Regions from separate parts of the Homo sapiens genome. Here region 2 is linked to region 1. Evidence: chromatin loops called from intact Hi-C (ENCODE). Cell type or tissue: CD14-positive monocyte. All regions are shown on one strand. Each heading gives the region's core, and the rest is flanking DNA. Links, peaks and the distances in the headings are about the cores only.

What was found. Hi-C counts contacts between places; a loop is a spot of excess contacts. Peaks named below come from ENCODE experiments on the same cell type or tissue, not always from the same donor. Only the 100,000 strongest peaks of a DNase experiment are listed, where the experiment ranks them.
Region 2: a loop joins it to region 1, with 6 times the contacts of the local background. A loop is called at or near these places in 2 of 110 quality-filtered maps.

Annotation. Positions count from the first base shown.
Region 1 is chr1:15,296,269-15,311,861 of GRCh38, forward strand. It overlaps FHAD1 (forkhead associated phosphopeptide binding domain 1), which reads left to right. Exons shown (of 34, transcript NM_001391957.1): 5 at 416-525; 6 at 4,937-5,173; 7 at 12,345-12,468. Among named protein-coding and RNA genes, the nearest start is that of FHAD1-AS1, 40 kb to the right of the region's middle. RefSeq lists an enhancer at 8,602-9,801. In CD14-positive monocyte, for the core only: CTCF peaks have their summits at 8,653 (motif pointing left) and 8,852; a DNase peak (open chromatin) is centred at 8,603.
Region 2 is chr1:15,055,606-15,071,198 of GRCh38, forward strand. KAZN (kazrin, periplakin interacting protein) reads left to right here. Exons shown (of 15, transcript NM_201628.3): 5 at 486-675; 6 at 4,567-4,697; 7 at 7,967-8,017; 8 at 10,025-10,148. Among named protein-coding and RNA genes, the nearest start is that of TMEM51-AS1, 89 kb to the right of the region's middle. RefSeq lists enhancers at 4,201-4,701, 4,702-5,202, 8,033-9,232. In CD14-positive monocyte, for the core only: CTCF peaks have their summits at 7,084 and 7,293; no DNase peak of the experiment used is centred there.

The DNA.
Region 1 (15,593 bases), core at 4,206-12,205:
TTTGAGACAGAGTCTCGCTCTGTCACCCAGGCTGGAGTGCAGTGGCGCAATCTCGGCTCACTGCAAGCTCCGCCTCCCAGGTTCACGCCATTCTCCTGCCTCAGCCTCCCGAGTAGCTGGGACTATAGGCGCCCGCCACCACACCTGGCTAATTTTTTGTATTTTTAGTAGAGATGGGGTTTCACCATGTTAGCCAGGATGGTCTCAATCTTCTGACTGCATGATCCGCCTGCCTTGGCCTCCCAAAGTGCTGGGATTACAGGCGTGAGCCACAGCGCCCGGCCTTTAATTTTTAAATTACATAAAATATCAATCTCTGGGGGGAAACAAACAGGAAGGCTAACGTGAACATCTTCTTCAGGCCTCAGGGAAACTCATGATGTCTTTTGTGCTCTCTGCTGATCTCACGCCTTAGTGTGGACCAATGCCATGAAACTGTCAGAAAAATCAGTGGCCGAGGGGATTCCTGGGGCAGTTCCCCCTGCGGAGATTTATGTGGAGGAGGACTTGGCCCAGCAGGACAAGGTGAGGGAGGGGTCTGGGGAAGGGTGGAGCTGCAGCAGCAAGCGCACTGCAAAGGGACTTGCCGATGCCTGTTCTGTGTGGCCCAGGAGTGCCCTTATCCTGCTTCCAAGAAACCACCTCTTACTCCCCAAGACATTCAACCAAATGTTTTATTCTAAATTACGACCTCCGCAACCACTGTTTATTAAGCATCTACTGTGAGCTGGACTGTGTCCTGTGCACTTAACATTCATTCACTCATTTAATCTTTGCTGTCTTCAAAATAGGTTTTTTAAATCACCATCACTTAACAATGAGGAAACCGGAGCTCAGAGAGTTTAAGTAACTTGCCCAAGGTTGCACAGTAAAAGGGGCAGAATTGAGATTCACACCCAGGTCTGGTTAACTTCCCTAGTGGGAGGAAGTGAGAGCTGAGGTCAGAGATGACTAAGCAAATGAGAAAGACTTGTTAAAGAACCAGAGAGGTTTAGGGAGTGAGACAGGAAGAGAGGTCAGAACAGATAAATTGAAGCAAACTTGGGAAGGATGGATCCAGGTTGATTTTGCCTCACTTAGCCACAACCTGAAAATTATATGATAATCGACTACTTTTGCACCAACCTAATACTAAAAGCAATGATCCACAATGCCTTGCTTCCCCTAAAGATCAGGGCCTGACCTTGCAGCCATTCTCAGAGTCTGTAAGGAGCAGAACCACCTGGAGCTCTTGTCACACACGGGAGTGACATGTCCAGGAATCTGCAGCAATGGTGAGTAAGGTGGGAAGTCAGGTTTGGATGCTCTGTCAGTTACCCACTGCTGTAAACAAGCCAGCCCAAAACTTAGTGGCTTAAAACAGCAATTTATTTCCCACAATTCTATGGGTTGCCTTGGAAGGTTCTCCTGCTGGTGTCTTCTGCCTCACTCATGCAACTGCAGTCAGCCGGTGGCGTGGCAGGGGCTGATGGTCTCAGAAGTCCTCATTCCCATGTCTGGGACCTCGGTTGGGACACCTGGAATTAGTTTTTTTGCTTGTTTGTTATTTTTTTTTAGTTTCTTCCCACAGATTTATTTTTTTAAGTTTTTATAGAGTTTTTATTAGTTTTCTTTTTTTTAATTTTTCCATAAGTTATTGCGGTATAGGTGGTATTTGGTTACATGAGTAAACTAGTACAGCCAATATGGAAAACAGCATGGAGATGCCTTAAAGAACTAAAAACAGAGCCACCATTTGATCCGGCAATCCCACCACTGGGTATCTACCCAGAGGAAAAACAGTCATTATTCAAAAAAGATACTTGCACATGCCTGTTAATAGCAGCACAATTCACAATTGCAAAATCATGGAACCAATCCAAATGCCCATCAATCAACGAGTGGATAAAGAAACTGTGGTATATATATTCAATGGAATACTATGCAGCCATAAAAAGGAATGAATTTACAGCATTTGCAATGACCTGGATGAGACTGGAAACTATTATCCTAAGTGAAGTAACTCAGGAATGGAAAACCAAACATCGTATGTTCTCACTGATATGTGGGAGCTAAGCTATGAGGACGCAAAGGCATAAGAGTGATGCAGTAGACTTTGGGGATTTAGGGAGAAGAGTGGGAGCAGGGCAAGGGATAAAAGTCTACAAATATGATGCAGTGTATACTGCCTAGGTGATAGGTGTACCAAAATCTCACCACTAAAAATCACCACTAAAGGACACTTGGAATTTGAGCCCTCTCTGCACATAGTTTTTCATCCTGGGCTTCTTCATAGCAGTGCAGTGGCCTCTGGGTTTCCAGAGGGCCAGGACAGAAGCTGTACAGCCTCTTAAGAACTTGCTTGGAGACCACCCAATATCATGTCTATCACTTTTTCTTGGTCAAAGCAGATCACAGGGCCAGCCTAGATTTAGGGGCTGGGGAAAATAGACTCCACTGCTTGATGGCAGAAGCTGCAAAGTTATTTGTAGCCATTTTTAATCCACCACAGTTGTTAAGCTGGAAATAGGATCCAACCACGTTTCTAAATTTTTACTATTTATGAAATATTTATGCCCTGACTTGTCAGGACTCCTTCAAGTGCAAGTGACAATAAACAAATTGATTTAAGAAAAAATAGGCTGTGCTCAGTGGCTCGCGCCTGTAATCCCAGCACTTTGGGAGGCCAAGCAGGAGGATCACTTGAGCCCAGGAGTTCAAGCCCAGCCTGGGCAACATAGTAAGACTCGATTTCTGCAAAAAAAAAAACAAAAACAAAAAACAAACAACAACAACAAAAAAACGAGCCACCCATAGTGGAACTTGCCTATAGCCCCAGCTACTAGGGAGGCTGAGGTGGGAGCATCACTTGAGCCCAGGGGATCAAGGCTGCAGTGAGCTGTGATTGCACCACTGTGCTCCAGCCTGGGTGACAGAGCAAGACCCTGTCTCAAAAAAAAAAAAAAAAAAGGAAAAAAAAAAAAAGAAAGAAAGAAAGCATTTATTGTCTTATCTTATTGGAAAATGTAAAAGCCAACCAGCTTCAGGCATGACTGGATCCAGGAGCTTGAATGATCAGCTTCCCCTCCCCCGCTATCAGTTTCTCCACTGTTTCCCTCATAGTTTTGCTTTTGCAGCAGGCTGGCTTCTTATGTTGGAAAACATGACTGTAGACAAACTGAAGTCTGTAAGTTTAAAGTTTATGATCCAAAAGGAAGCAAGAGCTTCTTCCTCTTTTAAGTAATACATGAAATCTCTGAGAAAATGCCAATTGACCAGGCTGGGTCAATTGCAGGTGGGACAGGAAGGCAGGTGGGACAGGAAGGATCAGGGCACATAACTGACCCTCCTACCAAGACCGTGTGGAAGGGTCAGGGGTGCTCCCTCAAGGAAGTCACAGGGTCCCCACCAGAAAGGCAGGAACCATAGCTGTGCACCATAAGCTGCAGGCTTCTCTGTACTTCAGTGCCCAGCACAAGCGTGGCACACAGTAGATGCTCAATACATGTTTGTTGTGTGGATATTGAACAAACACCTGGCTGGAAATGGAGCCCTCGGGTAACTCATATTGGATAAGGCAAAGGGCTGCCCCAGAGCATGGACTCTGTTTGAGGCTGTCCTTTGAAATGTTGCCACAAGCACTCACAGGGACCCAATGACAGACCCTGGTCAGCAGTTGGGCTCCATCATGACCAAAACCCTGTGGTTCCCCAGGTTAGCAAGCTAGAAGGTCGAGCTCTCCAGGCAATGAGCTGGCCTAGAAACTGCCCACCCGCTTCCTTCCCACCAGTGGAAAATTGCATGGAGAGCAGTTTCCTCTCAAAGTAACTGATCAGGAACTCTGTAGCTGCCTATGAATCACATCGGGGAATTTTTGTTCTCAATCTTCCTGATATTTTATTGATGCGTTCTGGTGAGAAGTTTGGGGGATTTTTTCCCCCTTTTTTGGGAAACCTAACAAATTCTTCGGCTACGGTGCTTTTTCTTTTGGAGAGATGGGGGACTGGGTTAATGATACCTGTGGGTACAGCCTGCCAAGCCCAAAGTTTTTTCCAGCCTGAAATTTACAAGAGCCTATATACATAAATCACCATTCCCCTCTCATTTATTTTTCATGACTCAGTTACCTGGAATAAATTTTTATGTGAATAACCAAAAGAGCCAGGGAATAACAGAAGAGAGGAAAGGGGAAAAGCTATTTCAGAATGTATTAAATTTGTAAAGTTAAATAGCCCCATTATAGTCAGAATGTGGTTGAATAGAGTCATTTCCTTAATTACCTTTCCTTCGTCCCCAGATGTTAGACTGAGGCCTGGTAAGTTGATTCCTAAAAATATTATAAATAAACTTTTTGGCAACAAAAATTCCCAAGTGGGATGGTGGTTCTTAATATGAAAGTATAATTTTAGGGGAAAGGAAAGTTTCTGTCGCTCTAAGGTATACACATGACTTATAGAAGTCTGTATGCAAGTAATCATTTTAACCAAACTCTTGTCTCTATGAGTTGCCAAGTGACAGAGAGCCTCAAAGTCTGCCTTTTCCCTGCCTGCCTGCCCTTACTTTCCCAAAATAATTACACTATAATTTTCCTACCTTTTTTTGAGACAGTTTTGCTCTTGTTGCCCAGGCTAGAGTGCAATGGCATGGTCTGGGCTCACTGCAACCTCTGCCTCCCGGGTTCAAGCGATTCTCCTGCCTCAGCCTCCCAAGTAGCTGGGATTACAGGCGCTTGCCACCACACCCAGCTAATTTTTGTATTTTTAGTAGAGACAGGGTTTCACCATGTTGGCCAGGCTGGTCTCGAACTCCTGACCTCAGGCGATCCACCCATCTTGGCCTCCCATAGTGCTAGGATTACAGGCGTGAGCCACCGCACCCGGCCCCTACTTTTTTTTAATGGGCTCAGCCTCACACCTAGGCCCACACCTAGTAAGCCTCCCATCTGATCTCTACCCAGGATGAAATAATTCTGCTGCTGGGAAAAGAGGTCAGCCGTCTCTCAGATTATGAAATTGAATCCAAATACAAAGACGTCATAATAGCAAACCTGCAGAATGAAGTGGCTGAGCTGAGTCAGAAGGTGTCAGAGACCACCACCTCCAGGCAGAATGAGAAGGAGATCTCGCAGAAGTGTCAGGTTCTGGATGAAGACATCGATGCCAAACAGAAAGAGATCCAGAGCTTGAAAAGCCAGGTAGGCAGAGCCTGAGAGGTACAGCACAGCTCTCAGGCCAAGGCCCGGGAGGCCCCAGGACCACCAACCAAGGTGAGCCACCCAGAGTTAGGGAACGCGTGGTCAGTGGAGCATGGTGGTTAAGAACACAAATCCACAAGACTGGGAGATTCGGCAGTTTCCTAGCATGGTAAGAACAAGATCAGCCTTTGTTCAGCACTGGCCATGTGCAAGAACTAGTGCAAAGCGCTTTAGATTAACTTATTTAAACCTCACAATCCTCTGACACATCCATTCTACAGATGAAGGGTCTAAGGCAGGCCCAGGCCGGGCGCTGTGGCTCACACCTGTAATCTGGCACTTTGGGAGGCTGAGGCAGGCAGATCACTTGAGGTCAGGAGTTTGAGACCAGCCTGGCCAATATGGTGAAACCCTGTCTCTATTAAAAATACAAAAATTAGCCAGGCGTGATGGTGCATGCCTGTAATCCCAACTACTTGGGAGGCCGAGGCTGAACCTGGGAGGCAGAGGTTGCAGAGAACTGAGATGGCGCCACTGCACTCCAGCCTGGGTGACAGAGTGAGACCCTGTCTCAAAAAGAAAGAAAGAAAAAAGTCTAAGACAGGCCCAGAGACACCCAGGAACTGCTTACAGCTTGCACAGCACGTGAGAGGTGGCAGTGCAATTTGAACTCAGGTCCGCCTTCTCGCAGACCCCATGTTCTCACCTCGATTTCCTATTTCCCCACAATGCTGTCACTTCAGTAACCGCGTCTCACCCAAATCCAGCCCCAGCCAGAGAGAGCTATGGGAAGTTAGCTAAGTGGGGAGAAGGAACTGCCCGGTGTTCCAAACACAGAGGCCTTTACCAAACCCTGAAGGCAGTTAGTTACTGGTTCACTTATAGGGAATTTCATCAAACAAAAATTCTTCACCTGGAATTTCTGAATTTACCAGTCATGTACGTTTCTCTTGAAACTTGATTCAAATTCTTTTTTTTTTTACTTTAAGATTGGTCAGTGATGGCTGGGCGCGGTGGCGCACGCCTGTAATCCCAGCGCTTCGGGAGGCTGAGGCAGGCAGATCACAAGGTCAGGAGATCAAGACCATCCTGGCTAACACAGTGAAACCCCGTCTCTACTAAAAATACAAAAAATTAGCCAGGTGTGGTGGCGGGCGCCTGTAGTCCCAGCTACTCGGGAGGCAGTAGAATGGCATGAACCTGGGAGGCAGAGCTTGCAGTGAGCCAAGATAGCACCACTGCACTCAGCCTGGGCGACAGAGCGAGACTCCGTCTCAAAAAAAAAAAAAGTGGTCAGTGATATTGTATATCAGTCAACAAAGTTGTTAAAAGAGTAATGGGCCACTGGTGAATTTCACCCTCAGTGCATCATGCTGGTTAAACTGTGGACATGCCTGGGGCCTCTGTTCGCCGATTCACTGCTTTTGGCCTCTGCCTTCTGTACCCAGTTCAGGGTGCACAGTTTCAGCCCTGGAAAAAGCCTAGGTTAGACATGGTGAACCTCGAAGAGTCTTTCCGGGACTATAAACTCCACAAGGGCAAGGGCTGGGCCTAGTTACCTTCCAGAATAGGACAGTGTCTGTTCATTCATTCATTCATCCACTCATTCGTTCATTCAAACGTTTGTTGAGTGACTACCCAGTGCCAGGCCCTCTTTTGCGCTCTGGGAATTCGGCAGAGAACAAGGTTGACCTGATCCTTGTCTTCTTACAGTTGTGTTCCAATGAGGGGGACAGAGTAGACAACAAAACAGACAAATATATGCCCTAATATTGAGGCAGTGACCCTCCTTCAGACCTGTTTTTGAAAGAGCAATGAAAGGAGCTGGTCCTATAGGAAATACTGCTGCAGACAGCTGCCTGGACATGTCTCTAACTCCTTGAGGAGCCTCTTTCTCTTCTCATCTGAACCCAGTTTTGCAACCAGATCTCCATCTTTTTCAGTAACTCTCCCATTTCAGAGCTTTCCTGCACTAAGTGAAGTGTCTTGTCCAGATACAAGGTTAAGGATGAGTAACTGTCACATCTCTTTGAGTCTGTGTCCACATTTTGGGTATTGTTTAAAGTGCTCACATTATCTGGAAATTTATCTTTCACCGTGAAATTATCTATAAATAATTACTCTGTAGCCGGGCGTGGTGGCTCACGCCTGTAATCCCAGCACTTTGGGAGGCCAAGGCAGGCGGATCACCTGAGGTCAGGAGTTCGAGACCAGCCTGGCCAACATGGCGAAACCCGTCTCTACTAAAAATACAAAAGTTAGCCAAGCGTGATGGTGCGTGCCTGTAATCCCAGCTACTTGGGAGGCTGAGGCAGGAGAATCACTTGAACTTGGGAGGTAGAGGTTGTAATGAGCAGAGATCATGCCACCACACTTTAGCCTGGGCAACAGAGTGAGACTCTGTCTCAAAAAAAAAAAAAAAGAAAGAAAGAAAGAATTACTCTGACTTATTAATACTCCTCCCCCCACTTTGATCTTGGCTCATAATTGAAAGATGATACTTTATAACAAAGCATCTCTGAGCTAAAGGATGCAGTTGGTCTGAATCCAAATCAAGTTTCATCTGCTCACATTTTAGTCTCTTAAATATTCTATTGCCAACAGAACATTCAAGCAGACGTACAAGCCACATGGCAGGTTGATTTATTGTTCTGATTACTTTATTCTCCTGGGTCTCCTGAAAGTGTGTGCATAACGATTTGCTCTCAAAGCCCTTCGATCTGATACAATACCCCAAGACAATGCGTACCGCCATGCGGCCTGCACTGCCTGTGCTAATTAGAAGCTGAATTAGTATCTTAAAGCAATCAGTCTTCCTAGCACTATTAACTTTCTTATGACCCAGTGCCCATTTTATTACACAGTGTAATAGGCACTAACACCTGGGGATTTATGCCAATTATAGACAATATGGATATTTATTTTGGTCATGAAATTGATGAAGATGTTTGAAGACTACTTGGAGTTTTCCCACAGTCTGATATCCTAAAGCTCTGGTACTTAGATTGAAACATTTCCTATCTGTCAGACAGCACTGGAGTCTGGGGGATGTATTTTCCCATCCCTTCTGGAAGTTTCTCTCTGTGTTGTGCCTCTGGTATACAAACAAAAGCATTAAGCTGAGAAGAGCTGTAACTTTTTTAAAAAAAAATTCCAAGTGCCTTTTTATGGGAGAGTTGCATGTCCCCACAGAAAACAGGAAGAGGTGAAATAATTTTTTTCACTCCAAGTTTCCGAAGTGGAGACCTGCGCAAGTATGGCCTTGGAGAGGGTTGGGACATTGCAGCCCATGTCCCTCCATCTTCTAGTGAGCACCCCTTCTCCAGTGTCTCAGATGCCCCAGGGAAGATGTGACTGGTGCACGAAATGGGCCGTAGAAATTGTGAAACCTTGATCCTTCTGTTAATTCTACCACCGAGTCATAGCCACAAGGTTTTCAGGGACAGACACTAAAAACAGACTGTGAGCGCCACCTGGTGGCCAGGTGCAGGGCACACCGTATCTGCATTGTCGGGGTCCCCCCCGACTCCCACCCTGTCATATCTTATGATATGCCTGCAACACGATGAGATGATTAACAGGGATTCTTGCACTCCTCTTAATAACAATCACACTGGTGTTTAAGTGAGCCTAGGCAAGGCTTACAAATGCACACAAAAATACTATCAGTCTACCTTCCTGGAGACAGGCAAGAGAAGCAGAAGCTAAAACGCACCGTAGAATAATCAGAGCTAGTGTCTATGTGGGGAGCCAGGCATGGTCTATGTACTCTTACATGTACTAACTTATGAAAATGCTTTCAACAACCCTGAAATTACGACTGTCACCACACTTACAGAATAAAAAAATGGGACAGAATTGGTGTCCTCCCTACCTTCACACAGAGACGGATTTTGCAGATGGCAGTCTGGCTCCTGAGTCCCTACCATGCTCCACGGCCTCAGGCTGTTAATGCTGGTTCCTAGAGCCACGTGGAAAGAACTGGAAGCAGGCAACTAAAGCCTGGATTTGGATCGTAACTCTACCACCGACTGATCCGTGCAATCCCAAGCAAGCAACCTCACCCCTCTGAGTCTTGATTTCCTCACTTGCAAAATGGGAGCTGATGTGGTTTGACTGCATCCCCACCAAATCTCAACTTGAATTGTATCCCAGAAATCCCACATGTTGTGGGAGGGACCCAGCAGGAGGTAATTGAATCATGGGGGCCAGTATTTCCTGTGCTGTTCTCGTTATAGTGAATAAGTCTCATGAGATCTGATGGTTTTATCAGGGGTTTCCGCTTTTGCTTCTTCCGCATTTTCTCTTGCCGCCGCCATGTAAGAAGTGCTTTTCGCCTCCCACCATGATTCTGAGGCCTCCCCGGCCATGTGGAACTGTAAGTCCAATTAAATCTCTTTTTCTTCCCAGTATCGGGTATGGCTTTATCAGCAGTGTGAAAACAGACTAATACAGTAAATTGGTACCAATAGAGTGGGGCATTGCTGAAAAGATACCTGAAAATGTGGAAGCAACTTTGGAACTGAGTAACAGGCAGAAGTTGGAACAGTTTGGAGGGCTCAGAAGAAGAGAGGAAAATGTGGGAAAGTTTGGAACTTTCTAGAGACTTGCTGAATGGCTTTGACAAAAAGCCTGATAGCGATATGGATAATAAGGCCCAGGCTGAGGTGGTCTCCGATGGAGATGAGGAACTTGTTGGGAACTGGAGCAAAGGTGACTCTTGTTATGTTTTAGCAAAGAGAATGGTGGCATTTTGCCCCTGCCCTAAAGATTTGTGGAACTTTGAACTTGAGAGAGATAATTTAGTGTATCCAGCAGAAGAAATTTCTAAGCAGCAAAGCATTCAAAAGGTGACTTGGGTGCTGTTAAAAGCATTCCATTTTAAAAGGGAAACAGCATAAATTCAGAAAATTTGCAGCCTGATGATGGAGTAGAAAAGAAAAACCCATTTTCTGGGGGAGAAATTCAAGCCAGCTGCAGAAATTTGCATAAGTACCAAGGAGACTAATGTTAATCCCCAAGGCCATGGGGAAAATGTCTCCAGGACATGTCAGAGACCTTCACAGCAGCCCCTCCCATCACAGGCCCAGAGGCCCAGGAGGAAAAAGTGGTTTTGTGGGCCAGGCCCGGGGTCCCCATGCTGTGTGCAGCCTAGGGACTTGGTGCCCTATATCCCACCCACTCCAACCATGGCTAAAAGGGGCCAACATAGAGCTTGGGCTGTGGCTTCAGAGGGTGGAAGCCCCAAGCTTTTGCAGCTTCCACATGGTGTTGAGCCTGCAGGTGCACAGAAGTCAAGAATTGAGGTTTGGGAACCTCTGCTTAGATTTCAGAAGATGTGTGGAAATGCCTGGATGCCCATGCAGAAGTTTGCTGTGGGGTCGGGGCCCTCATGGAGAACCTTTGCTAGGGCAGTGTGGAAGGGAAATGTGGGGTCAGAGCCCCCACACAGAGTCCCTACTGGGGCATTGCCTAGTGGAGCTGTGAGAAGAGGGCCCCCGTCCTCCAGACCCCAGAATGGTAGATCCACCAATGGCTTGAATCGTACTCCTGGAAAAGCCGCAGACACTCAACGCCAGCCCATGAAAGCAGCTGGGAGAGAGGTTGTACCCTGCAAAGCCACAGGGATGGAGCTGCCCAAGACCATGGGAACCTACCTCTTGCATCAGCGTAATCTGGATGTGAGACCTGGAGTCAAAAGATCATTTTGGAGCTTTAAAGTTTGACTGCCCTGCTGGATTTCAGACTTTCATGGGCCCTGTAACCCCTTTGTTTTGGCCAATTTCTCCCATTTGGAATGGCTGTATTTACCCAATACCTGTACCCCCATTGTACCTAGGAAGTAACTAGCTTGCTTTTGATTTTACAGGCTCATAGGCGGGAAGGACTTGCCTTGTCTCAGATGAGACTTTGACTTTTGGGTTAATGCTGAAATGAGTTAAGACTTTGGGGGACTATTGGGAAGGCATGGTTGGTTTTGAAATGTGAGGACATGAGATTTGGAGGGGCCAGGGGCAGAATGATATGGTTTGGCTGTGTCTCCACCAAATCTCAACTTGAATTGTATCTCCCAGAGTTCCCACACATTGTGAGAGGGACACAGGGAGAGGTAATTGAATCATGGGGGCTGGTCTTTCTCATGCTGTTCTAGTTACAGGGAATAAGTCTCACAAGATCTGATGGGTTTATCAGGGGTTTCCACTTTTGCTTTTTCGTCATTTTCTCTTGCCGCTGCCATGATTCTGAGGCCTCCCCAGCCAGTGAAACTGTAATTCCAATTAAACCTCTTTCTCTTTTTTTTTTTTTGGAGACGGAGTCTCACTCTGTCACCCAGGTTGTAGTGCAGTGGCACGATCTCGGCTCACTGCAAGCTCTGCCTCCCGGGTTCACACCATTCTCCTGCCTCAGCCTCCCGAGTAGCTGGGACTACAGGTGCCCGCCACCACACCCAGCTAATTTTTTGTATTTTTAGTAGAGACAGGGTTTCACCGTGTTAGCCAAGATGGTCTTGATCTCCTGACCTCATGATCCACCCGCCTCAGCCTCCCAAAGTGCTGGGATTACAGGCGTGAGCCACTGCGCCCGGCCTAAACCTCTTTTTCTTCCCAGTCTCGGGTATGTCTTTATCACAGCGTGAAAACAGACTAATACGGGAGCATTCCCAGGAGCCTTCTGTGGAGAGGCCATGAGGCTCTGTTGAAGGAGTAGTGTCTGTGAGTGGGCTTTGTAGGTTCTAGAGTGTTCTGTGAGATATAACCTATTGTTATCATTTGAGGGAATTAATTTTATAACATGCTTCCCTCTCTTGAACTTTGCTCTGTATCCAGTCAGTACTGGGCGACCTGGAACCAACAGGTGATCTGTTTATGGCTGAGAGTCCAAAGGTCATCAGAAGGCACATTAAGAAACCAGGTGTCCCCAGTGGCAGCCAGGCCTGGGCCCCTTTATGGGCACAAAGATAAGGTTCATGTTTTGATGACATAGGAAGTGGTGGTCCTTGAAGGAACAGGCCCTCCCCTGTCCCTTCCACTGGTTAAAACTAAAAAGCTTGGTTTCCCCAACACCCCAGCCAAAACTCAATCTGAATCTTTCTGTCAAGCTTGTGAGAAGTACCTGTGTGTCTCCCAGACGTGGGCCAGCCCCCCTCTGACTGTGCCACCTCCTCCCACAGATCAGTGCCCTACAGAAAGGCTACAGCAAGGTGCTGTGCCAGACCCTGTCAGAGCGGAACTCAGAAATCACATCCCTGAAGAATGAGGGCGAGAACTTAAAGAGAGACAACGCTATCACATCAGGTGAGCCCTTGGAGTCGGGCCTGGGAGCTGCCACTCCCGCACCCGTTGTTCTTGGCCACAGCAGACATCACCAATCAACCACATACTTTTTGTTACTGAACTTGGCTGCAGCCTCAGAGTTCTTCCCAGCAGCCCTTTAGGCAGTTCCTGTCCATGAATCTGAGTTCACCCTCAGAGGTTTATGTGCCATCCAGTTCCTAGCATAGGGCCTGGTTTGGAGTGAGCCCTTGATAAATATTTGAGCAAATGTTATCTGTTAGCTAAAAGGCCTGCTGAGCATGGACCTCACCAGGGAACACACAGGACAAGCTGCAGCTCAGGCAGTCCCATGAGCCAGTTTGCTGTGAATGCAAACTAGAATGTGGCTAAAATGGGGTTGCCAGTTTAAGGCACCCAGCCTCTTACCCATCTCACACTGGTGCTCTTGGGCCGGAGCGAAAGCATTTTGCTAATTGAGAGGTAGCTGGATACTCAAGAACTTGGGTGGGCAAGGGGGCAGCCAACTCATGGCCCACCCTTGCCAGGCACAGCTGTTTCTTAGCCTGGATTCATTCATTCATTCATTCATTCAGCACATTTATGGAGCAGCTGCTAGATGCCAGGCACTGTTCTAGGCACTGGGGAGAGAGAGCCCTGAGCAGTCAAGATCCCTCTGCCCCTCTGCTCATGGGGCTCACACTTGGGAGAGGATGACAGACAATAAGAAGTAAAAAGATAAATGAACAAGCCCATACCAGAGAGAGATCAGTGCTCCAGAGGAAATAAAGCTGGACACCGTGGTGGGGAAGCACTCAGGGGGTGAAGTGAAGGAGAATAGCTTAGTGCAAGCTTGTCCAGCCCACGACCTGCGGGCCACATATGGCCCAGGACAGCTTTGAATGAGGCTCGACACAAATTCCTCAACTTTCCTAAAACATTATGAGATTTTTTTTTTTTAGCGATTTTTTTTTTTAGCTCATCAGTTATTATTAGCGTGAGTGTATTTTATGCGTGGCCCAAGACCCTTCTTCTTCTTCCAGTGTGGCTCAGGGAAGCCAAAAGATTGGACATCCCTGGCTTAGTGCCTGGGCAGGGATATCTCTGAGGAGGTGGGAGGGGCTGTCGGGAGGCCCCTGGGAACGGTATGCTGGGCAGAGAGCACAGGTGCAAAGGCCCCGAGGCTGGACCAAGCCACGGTGTTGGATCAACTGCCGGCGAGTGTGGCTGGAGTCAGGGAACAAGGGGCTATGGGACCTGGTGGGGTCAGGGGGGAGGCAGGGCCACATTACATGGGAGGGGTTCAGGTTTTCTTCTAAGTGTGATGGGACACGTTAGGGTTTTTAAGGCAGAGAATGGCATGTCTCGAGACCTGCAGATGATAGGGCCATGGACAGAGAAAGGGGGAAGAGAGAAAAGCAGGTGGTGGAGAGGGAATGAGTCCAGATTGGGCATATTGCTCCTAAAGTCCCCCCTGCACAGCAGGAAACATGCCCGTGGCTGTGAAAGCAGAGCGTAGCATTGAGTCAGACACAATCGCTGTCTCCGCAGGACCCAGGCCGCCTGGCCGTGGCTTTCCCTCTGCCTCACTCTGCAGTCCCCCTCCCCACTCCAGGCTTCTACCTCTGTTCTTCCCTAACATGGAATGTTCTTGGATACTTGTGAGCCCTATGGGCAGGGCTGCTCTGGGCACCAGGCATCCCAGGGGGATCTCGCTGGGCCCTGCCCTCCTCCCCAGCGTCTGTCCATCACACCCCATCCACGCTACAAGCCTGTCTCAGACACCACTCCTCTAATCAAGGAGTCAGACAGACCTGGGCTCAGGTATGGCCTGGGATGGGCTACACTCTCACGGCCCCAAGTGTGGTCCCTGGACCAGCAGCATCAGCATCACCTGGATCCTTGTGAGAAACTGGGAATTTCAGGCCCCACTCCTGACCTTCCGATCAGAATCTTCATTTTCACAAGCCTCCCGGCTGCTGCTTGTGCACACTTAAGCTCGAGAAGCACTGGGCCGGGTTACGCTGCAGTGACAAACAGTCCCCCAAGTCTCAGTGGCTCACAATAGACAGGTTCAGCTCCTGCTTCCACCCTGAGCCCATCATGGGTCAGTAGGGGCTTTGGTCATTGTGGCCACACAGTGACCCAGGCTCACAGAAGCCATCACAACACATCACAAACCCCATCTTCCACAGGAAGAGAGGCAGATGGAGGAACAAGGTGCGGATTTCCTCACCTGCCTGAAACAACTCAAACAAACAAACAAAAACCAAACAAACAGAAAAAAATGTCTGAAATAATGGTTTCCATCTATTGGCCCCAAGAAGCATGTGACGATGATCTGGGAGGGAGTGGAAACAAACAAGATGAAATCTACGATTGCCCCCGGCTGGCTTGCGCTGGAGAGAGTTTCCAGACCACAGCAGGGAGGGGAAGCCAGACAGAGCCCAGTGGTCAGCCCGACTTGAGGAGATGGAGGTGGAGAAGCCAGCACAGCTTGAGTTTGCTGGGTGGCGTGCCAGGCGGGAGGGGGCTGCACGGAGAGCACCCCGGAGATCTCAGAGGGTCCGCCTCAAGTCTTCAGCAGAGTCAGGTGTGATGAGCACGTGCATGTGGGCAGGGAAGGAACCACCCAGGAGGAGCAGAGGGAACCATCTCGAAGCCCACGTAGGCCTGAGAGTAGCTCACTTTCCCACCATCCAGAATGGGGCAACCTTGCACTACACAGGGCACCTGGTAGAGACTCAAGCCAAATTCATTCTAGAGAAAAGGTCACTCTGGTCCCGCCTCACAAAGCATGCAGGCAAGCCCCAGAGAGAGCAGTCTGTTTCTAAGGAACTTAACTGTGTCCCCGGACGAAGCTCATTTTTACAATGAAATTCTGAATCATGTTGTTCTTTATTACACATCCTTGATTGTGCAATAAAGATTGATTCTTGATTGATACCCACCAATAAAACTAGGATGAATGTTTTTCTAAGAAAAGGACCGTATGAGATAACCCAATACCACTGCATTATGCACCCTTCTTCTCACTTTTTCTCAATGTGATAATACAATAATATATTGACTATCTGCTGTCACATAAGTTATCCCAAAAAAGCAACAAATATGTTTATCTTACCCGGTTTCTGTGGTTCAGGAACTTG
Region 2 (15,593 bases), core at 2,695-10,694, 240 kb before region 1:
CAGAACTGGGTTCAAACTTCACTTCTTCTACTTGTTGTATGACCTTGAGCAAATTACTCCACCATTCGGAACTTTAGGATCCCACTATATAAGATGGGGAGACCAAGAGGGACCATGTTTATGTAAGCAGTGCCCCCTAGAGTTGTGTGACCAGGTGGCCAGGCCCTGGCACAGTTCTTTGGAGCTTGGTCTCTGTCTGGATTTGATCCTGGCTCTGCCACTTCTGAGCTGTGGGATCCCAAGGCAGGCTCCACACCTCTCCGTGCCTTCGCGCCTCCAGCTGTCTAATGGGGAGAACAACAGTTCCTCCCTCACACGGCTGCGGGGCAGGCGCTTGACTTACCAATTGACGCTCGATGCCGAGCCAGCAATACCCGGTGCAGAGGATCCGGGCTTTCTCCCCATGGCGGTGGGTGGTGCCAAGCAGCTGGCCAAGAGTTCCCCTTGATCATGACTTCTTCTTCCTGTCTTCTTGCTCTCTCCAGGCCAAACAGTCCTTAGCTACGCTGACCAAGGACGTCCCCAAGCGGCATTCCCTCGCCATGCCGGGCGAGACGGTGCTCAATGGCAACCAGGAGTGGGTGGTGCAGGCGGACCTCCCGCTGACCGCAGCCATCCGGCAGAGTCAACAGACTCTCTACCACTCACACCCCCCTCACCCTGCGGACCGGCAAGGTGAGTCCTGCCCTGGCCTGGCTCCACCACGGCTTCGAGGGGCTTCACAGGAGGCCATCTGACCCAGTGGGAGAGGCAGCTGCTTTGTTCGTACTACAGCAGCTTGGGGGCGTGGGACAGAGACCTTGGGCTCATGTAACTGAAAAATCTAAGAGATGGACAGCAGGCATAGCTGGATCCAGAGGTTCAAACACTATCTGGGTCCCTCTGACCGTCTCTCCATCTCTTAGCTCTGCCCACCTCCTTTTGGCCTCATCTTCAGGCTGTCTCTTTCAGCAAGAAAGTAAAATAGTCCCCTGCAGTTCCAGATGTTTAAGACCCTCACAGCTCAAGTCTTAAGAAAGAAAAACTATCTCTTTCCCCCTGTGTCCATAGCAAATCCCAAAGAAAGACTCTGATTGGCCACATCAGAGTCACATGGGCATCCTTTGGCAGGGGAGGCAGCAGAACTCCTTGATTGACAGCTCTGGCCAATCACAGGGCATCCAAGAGGGGCTGATGTCAATGTCACAGGTGTTTGCTCCAGGCACTCGGCAGGGAAGTCTGGCCTGTGGACAGCATCTGCACCTACTGCCCATGGAACAGGCTCCAAACTTCTCGCTGTCCTGTTGCACGTCTGCAGGCCACCTTGCTCTGTTCTCTGTCCCTTCTGCAAGTAGTTGCCCTTATGTGATAGATGCAAGTTGGGAACAGGCATCCAGCAGCAGCCAATGCACCAGAGGTAAGAGCTGGTCACTGTGAAGGCTGCAGGCTGGGCTGGCTGTTGGAGCTGCAGGAGATGAGTCAGACACAGCCCTGACCTACAAGGGCCTGGCAGGCTGATCAGGGAGATGCCAGCAGGCCCTGCTATTGCCTGTCAAGGGTACAGATGGGGGAGTGTAGGTGAGTCATTGGGACGAAGGGGCATAGGCCCTGGATTCAGACTGCTGGGTTCAACTCTGGCCCTGCTGCTTACTAGAGGCATGACCCATGACCTAGGCCAGGGTCCTCAGTTTCCTCATGTGTAAAAGGGGCATTAGGCTCTTAGCACACAACGTACGTTAAAGACGTTTGCTGAGACTTCCTTTACCTACTTCATGGAGCTGTCGTGAAGATGAAATGTGTAAAACTGCGGGAATGGGGCTGGGATCATGGTCAGAGCTGGGTAAATATTAGCTGCTATTCTCATTATCATCGTCATCATCACCATTGTTGTCATCATTGATAGGTGACACAGGGGACTTTGAGAACCCAGACAGTAAGCAAATTCAGAGTCTTCCCTTCCCATTGAGTGGGATAGCAGCCCTCCCTTCACTGTCTGACCCAAGGTGGTGTGACTTTTTTGGGGTAAGCGTGGGCAGCTCTGGCCTTCAAAGCCTCAACTCAGAGGTGGAAGAGCTTATAATAAAACTGCTCGGGGCCAGCATCCTCGTCAGGCAGGGAAACTGAGACCCAGAGAGGGCCACCACTTGTTCAGAGTCTCACAGCCCAGCCATGCAGCCAGCTGTCCTGGCTTTGGGTCCAGCCCCAGGGCAGCAGGAGGGCAGAGGTGCAATTTGAAGGCAGACAGGGCTTGGGCAGTTTCTGAATCACGTGGGGGCAGCAGACTCCTGGTCATCCTCGTCTGCCTCTGCAGGGCCTCTCCTCAATGGAGCTGGCTCTGGTCTGGGAAAGCTTGGACAGGCTGGTGGATCTGCCCTCTGGGCCCTTCCTCCTCCACAGTATCTGCCTCACATACAACCATCTCCATGCATTTTATCAGACACCCCCTCCTCCAGGAAGCCTTCCGTGCTCTCTCCCCTGTGTCCTCTATGCTCCTGTAAAGTTGGGTGCTCACCTGCGTCATAGCACCTCTTACCCTACCTCGGGTTTGCTGTTGATGCATTTGTCACATGACTCCTCCCATCTGTCCAGTGCCTGGCACTGTGGTAGGCTCATCATACATGTGGCTACTGTCTGGGATTGGTACCACTGGCATCCATCCCCATGTTACACATAACAAACCTGGCTCAGAGGGGCTAGGGAGGATGCCCAAGGTCACACAGCCTGTAGGGTAAACTCACCCAGATTGGAATTGACTCCAAAGCCAGGGCTCCTTCAGCCACCCATCTTCTGTATTAGAGCATATGGCCATTGGTGGCAAGGACTGTCTTTTGCAGGAATGCAACCCCACCTGCTGGCATGCCGCCTGCACATGGTAGGTGCTTAGCCAGTCTTGTCAAACAAAAGATGCTTTCTCCATCCAGTGCCAATGCCTGCAGACAGGAGAGCAACCTGCTGGGGACTTGGAAGGGCTTCTGAGCTGTGGCTTCTGGTCTGGACCTTCCATTCAACCACTATTTATTGAGTACCTATTATGTGCCAGGCACCATGAGCTCTGGGATTCGACAGGATAAGACACCCAGGGTACCTGCCCTCACAGAGCAGATGTTGTCAGTGTACAGATATGATATGTAAATATACTATTAAATAACAAGCAGGCCAGATGCAGTGGCTCACGCCTGTAAGCCCAGCACTTTGGGAGGCTGAGGTGGACAGATCACGAGGTCAGGAGTTCGAGACCAGCCTGGCCAGCATAGTGAAATCCTGTCTCTACTAAAAATACAAAAATTCGCTGGACTTGGTGGTGGCAGATGCCTGTAATCCCAGCTACTCGGGAGGCTGAGGCAGGAGAATCACTTGAACCCGGGAAGCAGAGGTTGTGGCGAGCAAAGAACACACCACTGCACTCCAGCCTGGGCAACAGAGCAAGACCCTGTCTCAAAAATAAATAAATAAATAACAAGCAGAACGATGACAGATTGTAATTAGCACAAGGAGAGAAATCAACAGAAAACAGGCACTTTTTTTTTTTTTTTGGAGAGATGGAGTCTTGCTGTGTTGCCCAGGCTGGTTTCGAAGTCCTGGGCTCAAGCAGTCCTCCCTCTTCCGCCTCCCGAAGTGCTGAGACTACAGGCATGAGCCACCATGCCCAGCCAAAAGCAAGCACTTTGATAAGAACCAACAAGACAGGGTAGGGAGAGCTGATTACTGGGGAAGGCCTCCTGGGACAGGCTGAGACCTGGAGGATGACAGTGCCCCTGATGGGCAACAGGAATGGCAGAGACCAAGGCAGGGGGACATGGCCTGTCTCAGGCAGTCAGAAGGCTGATGTGGCTCTAGCCGAGGCTGCTGGGGTAGGCAGGGCCGTGGCACATCAGGCCACCTCGGAGGCCAGGAGGAAGAGAGATGAGATGCTGGCTGGTGGCCCATGCTCTGGTGTGTAGAGTGGAGTCAGCGCGACCCACCGGGAGGCCTCATGGTCTTCCAGGCGAGAGTCAGTGGTGGCAATGCAGTGGGAGAGAAGCAGGCAGATTTGGGGCAATGTTTTGGAGCTGCTGCTGCCGATTGGATGTGGGATATGGGGGAAAGAGAGAAAGTGGTGGTGGCCTTTAGGTTTCTCATTTGGGAAACCGATTTGGGGCAGTGGTTAGGATTGCACCAGGTCTAGGAATGTCCAGGTGGTGGGAGCATGTGAGTAGAGTCACAGAGTACTCACGTATTAATGCATCACGGTGCTGCTTAGAAATGAATTTATAAACATCAAGCACTTTCCTGTATTGGACTTGGAAACGAGGAGACTTGAATTTGGAATGAGAAGACTTGAAAACTTCCATGTCTTCTCCTCGTTCACGCTGGTGGAGGAGGGTTCATTGGATCCAGAGGCTATGGGAGGTTCTTCCCAGCAGCTGCTCTATGGGAACGTGTGGAGCTGTGGAGTAGGGGGTTGGAGAACCAGGCAAGTCTCTTCCCTTCTCTACACCTCAGTGTTCCCATCTGTAGAACGGGGGTGTTGGGTGGAATAACCGCCAAGGCAGCACAGGCGAGGACGTTCTCTCCATCCCTCACTCACCAGCTGTCCCTGCTTTCCAGCGGTCAGGGTGAGCCCCTGCCACTCCCGGCAGCCCTCTGTCATCTCCGACGCATCTGCCGCCGAAGGCGACCGGTCGTCCACACCGAGCGACATCAACTCCCCTCGACACCGGACACACTCCCTCTGCAACGTAAGGCCAGCAGCAGCGGGGCCTGGGCCCCTGGGCCCTGCCCAGAAACTGCAGGGGCGGGGGTGGCGGGGTGAAGCCATACTCGCTGTTTCCTCTCGTCCACCCAGGGAGCACTCTGGCGAATGCATTTCCTGTTCTGTTCTTTCCTTTTGCAAGAAGCGATGGATGTGGGGAGAAAAAGGAATGAGGCCCGTTTGCTCCTTGTGTCCGGGAGGGTGAGGAGAATCCAGAGGAAGCGGGCCTGGGTCGGCCGCAGGCACAGCCTGGAACTCTGCCCCAGTGGGCCCTGTCTGGGACCGTGGGCTTCTCCTCCCACACATTACCTTCCAGAGCTCAGGGCCTCCCCAGCACCTCCTCATTTCCCTTTAGAGCCAGCTCTCTATCCTGACCCAGGAGTCTTGGCATGAATTGCCTCTGGAGAGGCTTGTGAATATGGTCTAAGTTTGTTTCCTTTGTTTATTTCATCAAACACTTTTTGATTGCATACTGGGCACCAGCTCCCAGGAGGCAAAGGCCCTAGCTGCCTAGCTCTTGATGACTAGTGGGGCAGACAGATGGGCTCTGCAACAGTGTGGGAGTAAATTGAAGGTGGGTTGAGCTTCTGAGGACAGTTGGAAGCCATGTCGAGGCTCTAACATGAAATATTGGGGTCTGGGTGTGGGGACCACCTTGAATTTTTGTTTTATCACACAGTTGGTAATGCAGAGGCTCCCCTCTGCCATATCCTGAAGACAGACATCATAGGGTTAGATCCTCAAATGCACGAGACGGCTTTTTCCAAAACTCAGTTAATGTCACTTTATTAACCAGCGAAATAGATAATAAAAAAGAAATGAGGTGAACACATTGGACAAAACCATTACTTGCCAGTGACATGATTCTCTACCTGGAGAACTCAAGAGAATAACTTGAAAAGCTATTAGAATGAATAATAAGCATGTACATAACAGTGTTGCTTGGAAATCAGTGTGTAAAAATCAATCACTTTCCTATAGATGAGTCGTAATTATGGAACCATTTTTTTCAATCCACAATAATGAAAAGTGCTTATAAAAATAGCTAAGAGTAAACTTCAGAGAAGCTGCCTCAGTCTGCTCAGGTGGGCGGCAGAGATTGCTGGCCCGGGGACTTTAGATGGCCTCCTCAGAGTAGGAAGGTCATTTGCAGCCTGGGGCCCTGCTCAGGCCTGGGATTCTCTTTTTTATTGTTTTATTTTATTTATTTGTATGTGTGTGTGATGGAGTTTCACTCTTGTCACCCAGGATGGAGTGCAGTGACGCAGTCTCAGCTCACTGCAACCAACACCTTCCAGGCTCAAACAATTCTCCTGCCTCAGCCTCCCGAGCAGCTGGCATTACAGATGCCTGCCATCACACCCGGCTAATTTTTGTATTTTTAGTAGAGATGAGATTTCACCATGTTGGCCAGGCTGGTCTTCAACTCCTGACCTCAGGCGATCTGCCCACCTCAGTCTCCCAAAGTGCTGGGATTATAGACATGAGCCACTGCACCTGGCGGGATTCTCTGTTTTATACTGGTGCTTTGAGGAAGCAGTATGTTCTTCTCTTGTCCCCAGAAGAGAATCCTAGTGACAAAGTCTATCTTGACTAACAGAACCAAGGCAAGGAAGGTGGGCCACTGGAGGGGTCTCTGACATCCATTCCCTGATCCTGAAGGACCACTGTGGAGTTATACCTACAGCCAGCAGTGTCCCTGCACCATTCTCATCCCAGTTGAGAATACCTTCCCCCCACGGCCATATTTTGTCTTCTCGTGGTGGGCCCATGGGGACTCTGGCAGCAGAAATGCTGCTGGAAAAACCCCATTCTGCAGAAGGAGTTCTCCAAAGGCCTCTTGAATTGCATTTGACCCAGTCCTAGTCTTTTGCCCACCATAGCCTTGGCACATTCCTGCTGCCAGGAAATGGGTGCTTTGATAAGCCAGTTGTCTGCATACAGGCGTTTCAGTGAGCAGGCCCCATTCTCTTTACCCATAGATTTGGCAAAGATGTTCCTATCCAGAGTGGAACTATCTTAGCTGCCTTCAGAATGGATTCTGTTTGCAAACCTTGAGACTAAAGACTAAACTACCATTCATTAATTCCCTCACTTCCTCAACCCTTTTTATCCCCCCATCTCAACAGGTGTGCATGCAGGTAAGCCAGGAAGAGCCCAAAAATAGCTACAGGTAACCCTTTGCCTTGGGCATCTGACGTCCACCAGCAAGAATAGTGCAGCCTGGACTAATGACTGCCTCATCCTCTCACACTCTGGCCACTAATTTAGAGCAAAAGTAGGAACTCAGCATAGAGAGGTTGGAGAAGGTTGACGGACCTTGGCATTATGCTTGCAATTCCAGAAATAACCACCAGGAGTCTCCCTAGTAATGACTGTTTTGATCCAAAGGATCTGTGGGCTCCAGACAGGGCAGACTGATTCTGGGATGTAGTGAAGGCTTTTGTACACCTGTAGGCTATTAAGGGTTCCCTCCACACCCACGTAAGGCAGGGCTGGCAACACAATGGAAATGTCCTACCTGCCCATCCTAGGGACCTGTCGTCTGAGGCTCCCTAGGAAAAAGGGAAGGAGTTCAGACCCCTCCTGGGGCAGCCCAAAGCTCAGGACCAAGTATGCAGTTACCCTGGAGCTCCTGCCTGGAAGGAGCACTGTGCCAGGAGGAATCTGACAGCCCCCAATTGGAGCTGTAGCTCTGCATCCAATTAGCTCCACGGTAGTGGACTGTCTGCTGCCTCTCTTGATATCTGTGAATAGGGCTAACGAGTCCTGCCTGCCCCTGCGCAAACTAAGAGATTCATTGTGTCGGTTGTGGGGGAAGCTAGAGGCTACGTGGTCTCCCAAGTTTGTTTCTGTCCCAAAATTCTCTATTTTGTGCTTTTTCTATAAAAGTACATTTCTTTATGAAAAGCACCAAGTCTAACCAAGCTCTAGCTCTAACTCAGAGGACAGACTGGGACAGGAACTTAGACGCCCTGGAGTGGCTAATTTGTTGGTCAGAAGATGCTGGGGGTTGAGAGGCCAGACTGGGCAGGAGAGGACCCCAGGAACTCTAGGGAAACTCCAGGCCCCATCAATAAGCCATCTGGGGGTATCTGCTTCAGGAGATGGGGGGTGGGCTCCCCACTGCAGAGGCAGGGTGGCCCCTGAGAGATGGCATCCTTCCACGGAAGGCCCCACACCGCACGGGCCGCCTCTGCTCTCCTGTGTCACCTGTCTCTGCTGTTTCATCTTCCTCTTCTCCTCTGGCTACAGGGCGACAGTCCCGGCCCAGTTCAGAAGAACCTGCACAACCCTATTGTACAGGTAGGTGTGCCCTCCCTGGCCACTTGAACCCTCCCTCCACCCCACCTTGACTACAACTTCACCCTCTGTTCCCCTGAGCCCACATCCATGCCGCACACCCAAGGTGGAGAGGATTTATGCCACTTCCGCTGAGCCCACGTCCATACTGCACACCCAAGGCGGAGAGGATTTATGCCACTTCCGCTGAGCCCACATCCATGCCGCACACCCAAGGCGGAGAGGATTTATGCCACTTCCGCTGAGCCCACATCCATGCCGCACACCCAAGATGGAGAGGATTTATGCCACTTCTGGAGTCTCAGGTGGGCTGGGGCCTGAGCCAGTCTCAGCACCTGGGCCCGCCTGGCCCTGTGCCCTGCAGGGCTGTGGAGCTGCTGAGTGCACACATGTCCTCCGTCCTGATGCCCTGGCCATGGCTTACCCTGGCAGCCAGCTCTATAAAATTCCCATTATTATTGAAAAGCTCATAGCCCAGGCAGTGGGTTTTTTGTGCTGCTAGAAACTTGATTCATTTTTAACATTTTCAATATTCTGTCATCAGAGTGAGGAGGGGGCTGCAGGGAGGACAAACAACATGAATTTGAGGGTCTGCAGGGGTCTCTGAAGTCACCTTTCTAGTCCTGGGCTCCCCACCTGTGGGTCTGCACACCACCCATTCGCAACGGAGACCACCAGGGAAGTGGTTCAAATGCAGATTCCTGGGCCATTTGCCCTAGAGATTCTGATCCACCAGGTACAGGGTGGGGCCTGGAATTCAGGAAATCCCTAAGTGTTTGGGGAACCATGAGTCAAGTCTAAGCCCCACCCCGGTTACGCATGATGCCACCACATGTCTTTGTATGAAGCACTTGGCAGTTTGCAAAACTCTCCTGCAGATACCACCCAGATGCCGGTAGTGTCCCTAACAGGAGGGCAGGGTAGACCTTACCACCATCATCTTATATTGTTTTCCCACGTCACAGACAAGAAAACGTCTCAGAGCAGCTCAGGTGCTTTCCAGGGTTCCACAGGTAGAGTCATGATCAGAAATGGAGCCCCCGGTGGCCATACTGTCTCCTGTCCAGGGCAAGTACCAAGCCATTGCCTTCGGCTGACGCAGGCTCCAGACTCCTCCACATTTTCCGGACTCTCCCAGGCCTCCTTGCCCATGTCACTGTGTGCTTAGTGCCCTGGCACGGCAGACAGGGCCTGTGGCCACCCTTCCTCCCTGTGGCCTCGCATCGTGGACATGACCACAGGCAGTGGCCGAGTGCATGGACATCCTCCTACAAGCCCTCAACAAGCACCTGAAAGTTGTGGGCAAATTGAATTTAAACAATATTATTACAGTACAAATGACCACAGCTGCTCACTGTACTGAATGCCTGTGGCACACCAGACACCGTCCTTGGGGTCTTTTTCTTTCTTTTTTTTTTTTTTTTTTTTTTGAGACGGAGTCTCACTCTGTCGCCCAGGCTGCAGTGCAGTGGCGCGATCCTGGCTCACCACAACCTCCTCCTGGGTTCAAGTGATTCTCCTGCCTTAGCCTCTCAAGTAGCTGGGATGACAGGTGCCTATCACCACATCCGGCTAATTTTGTATTTTTAGTAGAGACAGGGTTTCACCATGTTTGCCAGGCTGGTCTCGAACTCCCGACCCCAGGTGATCCACCCGCCTGGGCTTCCCAAAGTGCTGGGATTACAGGTGTGAGCCACCGTGCCTGGCCTGTTCTCAGGGTCTTTATCCTCTCTTTAGCAACATCCTCGTGGCAATCTTGGAAGGGTCTTACTGTTGTCCCTGAGAGGTTCTGTGACTGGTCCCTGTTTGCTCAGTGAATGAGGGGCTGACCTTGGCATTCCAGCCCTGGAGGTGGCTTCTCAGCCATCCCAGCCCGTCCCTGACCCCACTGGCTTAAAGCTCAGAGAGGCCTTCCCCACCCCGGATCCCATCCACTGCAGTCTGCACCCCAGCTAAGCTTGGCTTTCTTCTTCTCCCCCACCCTCTTCCACGTGGCTCCTGACTCCTCAGTCACTAGAGGATCTTGAAGACCAAAAACGGAAAAAGAAGAAAGAGAAGATGGGATTCGGCTCCATCTCCCGCGTCTTCGCCAGAGGGAAGCAGCGGAAGTCCCTCGACCCCGGCCTCTTTGATGGTACCGCCCCTGATTATTACATAGAGGAGGACGCGGACTGGTGATACGCGCTCCCCTGCGCCTGCTGCCCGCAGGCGTGTCTGTGCGTGTGGGCGTGTGTGCAAGCGAGCGTGGGTGCGCGTGTGGCCGTGCGTGGGGTGCGTGTGCACGTGTGCGCTGGCACACATGGGTGCTGGGTGTGGCCGAGCGCCTCTAACAAGTGAAAACACGAGTGTGAACCTCTCTCCCCTGCGTCGCCACCTCTGTAATTGATGTACATACCGCAAACCGTGTGTGAACCTGTCAACTCTCTGTCGTCTTTGGAGCGATACAGTTGTGTTGTTAATCTGGTTTATTATTTTTCTTCAGTGTTTGGTTTTTCTTTTTCTTTTTGTTTGGTTCGTCGGTTTGTTTTTGTTTTTGTTTTTTTCCCCCTTTCTCCTCCCCTCCTCCTTTTTATGAAACTTGAAAACTTGAAGGACTGCTGTGTATTTGTAAATAACAAAACTATTGTGCACTCTGTGCTTGTAAATGTCCCTCGTCCAAACCGCTACTCCTGGAGCCCGTCTGGCAGAGGATGTGGTCTGTTTTTGATGTCCCCCCTCCCGCCCCCCTGGTGTGAACGTGTGGGACCAGACCCTGTCCTGGGGGTGCGCCCAAGTCACTTTAACCACAAAACGCCATCGTCGTCAGGGTAAGCTCTGCTCTCTACAAAGACTCGCGAGCCGGGCCAAGGGGCCTTGTCTTGGCTGGGTTTGTCAGAGGTCAAACCGGCTCTTTTAAACGGCCTACCAGTTTTTAAATTGCATTGCCGTTTCTTTCTTTATGAAAAAAAAGAAAAAAAGAAAATTGTTTCATTTAATTTATTTGCACAAATGCTGAAAACTTATTCTATCTAAATTATTACATAAATATTGGAATGTCTATTTTTCCATGGGGTGGGCGGGAGGTGGGTGTCTCTGTTGACTTGTCTGTTCTGTTACCATGCTGCTACCCAACTGTGCAAAGTAGTTTAGGGTGGCCAGAACCCAGGGACCATTGGATTTCAAAGCTTGCTTTTTCTGTTGGTTCTTCTCTCTCCTTCTCTCTCTGTCTCTCCCATTCTCCTGCCCATGCATGAAAGGATCCTCCACCTTCTTCCCACCCAGAGCTCCCTCCAGGCCTTTCTCTATATATTTATTTATCTGACATACAGAACACGACTTTAGTGAGCAGAGTGCTGACAGTCATGGTCCCCTTCTTTGGGTCTGTCTTTTGAGAGAGGTTGAGTTCAGGGCAAGACAGCCTGCCACACATCCAAGGGTACGACCAGTGGGACCCTGGCCTGAGTCTGTTCTCCGAGGGGCCTCCAGCAGCTTCTGTTCCTCCCTGCAGCTGTGTCTTTCTTGTCCTGGGTTTAGGATGCAGGTGGGCCAGGCAGGTGTTGTTAGGGGAGGCACCCACTTCAAAAGGAGGGCCACAGTGGGGACACAGAGTCCAGCACCTGAGCCCTCCACCCTCCCCATTCTGGTTGGTTCCATCAGCCACACTTAGAATCTCCCAGGATCCCTTGGACTCCGTCCCCCAACTTGTCACAGCAGCCTGAGCCTACCCACCCCAGGAGACAAGAGCTGGCAGGAACATCTGCCTATATGGGGGGTGGCGTTGGCCCCAAAGAGGCTTCACCAGCAAAGGAACTGTGTGTATTTTAATGCCAGGGGACGGAGGATGTGTGAGCTGTTCAGCAAGGTCTGCCCAAGGCCTAAAACTCAATTTCCTTATTCTTTTGCTTCTGCTCGTCCTTAACAACTAACAGCTCAACCCACACCTCTAGACAACAGTAGTCGTGCTTTCTGCTAACGGTGACATTTTCAGCTCTTAAAAAGAAGCAAGGAGATTTTCAAATGCTAGAGTATCTCTATCAGAAGGCATAGGACATTGTGTCCAAAGTCTCAAGAACAAACAACACTTTCCTTCTGACCTGGTCCAAAAGTCAGCAAACAGCAAGCAGGCAGAGGCCCTCATAAGGACTTTTCTGTCCTCCTTTGACCAAACTGTTTAACCGAGCCTAGGGGTGACGGGGAGCGACCCAAGCTGGCATCTTTCTCTACGGAGACAGATTTTAGAAAATACTTTTCTTGCCCATGAATTTCTTTTCTGGTTGATTTTTATCATTTTCCCTTTACTTACAAGAAAATAAGATTGCAACCACTCCTGCTAATGATTTAGTAGTTCCTTTTCATTTCAGTTTTTGTAAATTAGGAGATAATTCTAAGAGTTACTAAAGGATGATTTATTTAAGAGAACTACGTCAAATAGCGAATGAGTTATGGGTAACATTAGACGAAAATAACCTTTCCCGTGGGAAAGGTTTCTCGAAGGCATGGATGCAAATATAAAATATTAAAAAAAATCTAAATAAAGCTTATTTTAAAATATGATCGAATTCTATGTTATTTGATTGCTTCTATTTGGCTCCGGGTGGGAGGCTCTGCCCCTCTGGGAGGCACAGGCTGGCATGACCTGCTCCTTGGACTTCCAGGGCTGGGTTCTGGGAGGGGGGATGGGAGGGGCCGAGGAAAGCTGGCTGGATTCGGGGCCCTTGGAGGGGCCGAGCCGGGGTAGCCTCCCAGAAGCATCTCGCCTCTGCCGCCCTGACTGTAATTTGGAGGGCTACCCTGTGGTCCAAACGCACCACCCCCGACCTGGCACCCTGCATTGTGGAGCTTAGTGGCCCCAGTCAGCTTTCGTCTGCTTCCTTCTCCCCCTGAGCTCCTTCCAGAGGCCCCAAAGGAGCCTGTGCTTTGGGGCGTGTTACTTCCCGCAGACCTCCGTGGACCTCTGCGCGTCCCACGATCCCACCCTCCCTGGAGGACCGAGAGGAGCTTCAGGGAGATAGAGAGGGAGCCACAGGCTTCCTTGATTGAAGCCAGAGTGAGCCAGGCTTTTCCTAGCCCCAAGAGAACCCCCCAGATACAAAACTCAGGCCTCCCCCAGCGAGACTCCACTGTATGTCCCGAGAAGAGGGTACCCGGGTTACCCCAAAGCCTGACATAGTCAGTACCCTCAATCTCTATATCTCCCAACTGAAAAAAAATTTTCCCCGGCAATAAGACTGATGGAGGGCTGGCTTTTAAGTCCCCTCCCACCTCTGCAGCATAAAGCTATGTAATACAGACACGATGCCGAGGTGAAAATGAGCCCCCAGTGAGGATGCAAATGGATGTGGTAGGATTGGGAAGGCCAGGAAAGCCCTGGGTGACAAGGAACTTAGGGCCATCTACCCCAGCAGTTCTCAGCCTGACCACACCTTAGGGAAAAAAAAAAATACTCATTCCAGGCCATATTCCTGGAATTGAAGTGTATTTAAATCTCCTCTGGTGATTCTAAAGGGTTGCCAGGATTAGAACCACTGAGCTGATCTGAGGAGGGCAAGTGTGGCCACACGCATGCCCCTACTCCCCTCTCCCTGGCCCCATGCAGACATCACCAATCAATTGAAGAGCCCTTCCTGCCCATCCCGAAGTGGCCTCTGATTTCTCACTTTACATAGCCTCAGATAGCCACAGCCAGTCAATCAGAGTTGGCATACAAGGATAAAGCCTTTTTGCCCTCTCAAAACTAACCCCGTCTCTCATGCGGGACATATGGCAAAAACTTTGGCCCAGAGAGGAATGACTTGGCCAGCGTCCTAGCTATCGTGCCTCTCATCCTGGGACCTTCTCAAGAGCCAGGCCATACCTTATTTGGGTCTTTGTAGCTCTACTCAAAAGCCACCGTACCTCCTTTTTTAAAAGAATCTTCTCCAGGGAAGCTGAGGCAGGAGAATGGCATGAACCCGGGAGTTGGAGCTTGCAGTGAGCCGAGATCGCGCCACTGCGCTCCAACCTGGGTGACAGAGCGAGACTCTGTCTCAAAAAAATAAATAAATATTTAAAAAAGAATCTTCTCCAGGACCTTGCTCCAAATGGTCCAACTTCAAATGGTACCTATTAGAAATTGGAGTAGGGCTGCCCAGGGCATCCAGGGCCAGCTGCACAGGTTGGGCACTGCATTACTCCAGAAGGTGCCATTCTCCAGGCTACCACGTGAATGGTGTCCTGGTTTTTCAATACACAAGCTGCATGACTGTACTCAGTGGCCCGTCTGTGTGCTCCTCCTACCCACGTTGCAGGCTAAAACAGCTGTAACCAATAATAACAATAATAATAATATCTAACATTGATTAGGCATTTACCACAGGCCAGGGTCCATGCTATGCACTTTACACATATTAACTCAGTTAACCCTCCCAACAGCCTGTCATTGATGAGAAAACAGACGTTGAGTAACTCATCTGAGGTCATGGAGCTGGGAGACAATAGAAGTGGGCCTCAAACTATGGAGTTTTGGCTACAGAGTTTGTGCCCTGAACCACTCCACCGTCTGAGCAGTGAGGGGCTGCCGCCAAGCAGCTGGGCCTTCTCCCAGGGGGGCATCTTCAGTGCATCATCTGGGCCTGGTTTCAAGGCCCCTTGCCCACCAGTAGCCTCTGACACAGCTTTGCACTGCCTCACTTTTGTGACTCAGTCTGTTTCCATCAGCCTTTTCCCCGCAGGCCCAGAAAGCTCACCCCTAGAGAGGAATCAGCGGGGGAATCAGAGCAGAAACCGGCTGCTGTCCAGCACCAGCTCTCCCTTCCTCTTCCTGGCTAAGTCAGGAGCAGAATCACCTCCACTGGCCCTGCAGTCCAACCCCTGGCTGTACCAGAGCTGCAGATCCTGAGGGGTAGTGCAGCCCCCAACACCTGGGGAGCTCTGTGGCACCCTTCCCCGCCACAGCATGAGCCTGCGGTCCAGGAGCCGCCCCGCACCTGTGACAAACGGTATCGTGCCCGTCACTCAACCTGGGCTCCTGGGGAATCCAGGCAGAGTGAGCCTGAACCGTGGGGGACATCAGTCGTTTGACAAAATGATTTTTAAAATACCTCTGGGCCAAAAGTTAGCCAAGTGTGGTGGCACACGCCTGTAGTCCCAGCTACTCAGGAGGCTGAGGCTGAAGCATCTCTTGAGCTCGGGATGTCGAGGCTGCAATGAGCCGAGATCGAGCCACTGCACTCCAGCCTGGGCGACAGAGTGAGACCCTGTCTATTATTTATAAATGAATAAATAAAATATCTCTGGGTTTTCCCCAAAAACTTGCATTTTCCCAGACACCCCAGATGGCTCCTAGGCTTTTTCCAGTTGGACTCCACTGGGCGGGGCAAAATATGCCCCGGTCCCTGGCCCCCACCTGTTCCCATTTTCCAGTGGTTACAGAACCTGGTGATAATGAAGAATGAATAGGGAACATGTATCAGCTTATTCTTTATAAAAGAGTATATTCGTAATTCTGCATTACAAAATAATGCCCCCAAACTTACAAATATCTTAGCAGTTCGTATGTTAGAAGTTATTTAAATATCAAAGTTATGGCATGTCACTAAAATGTCCCCCTGTGGGCAAATTG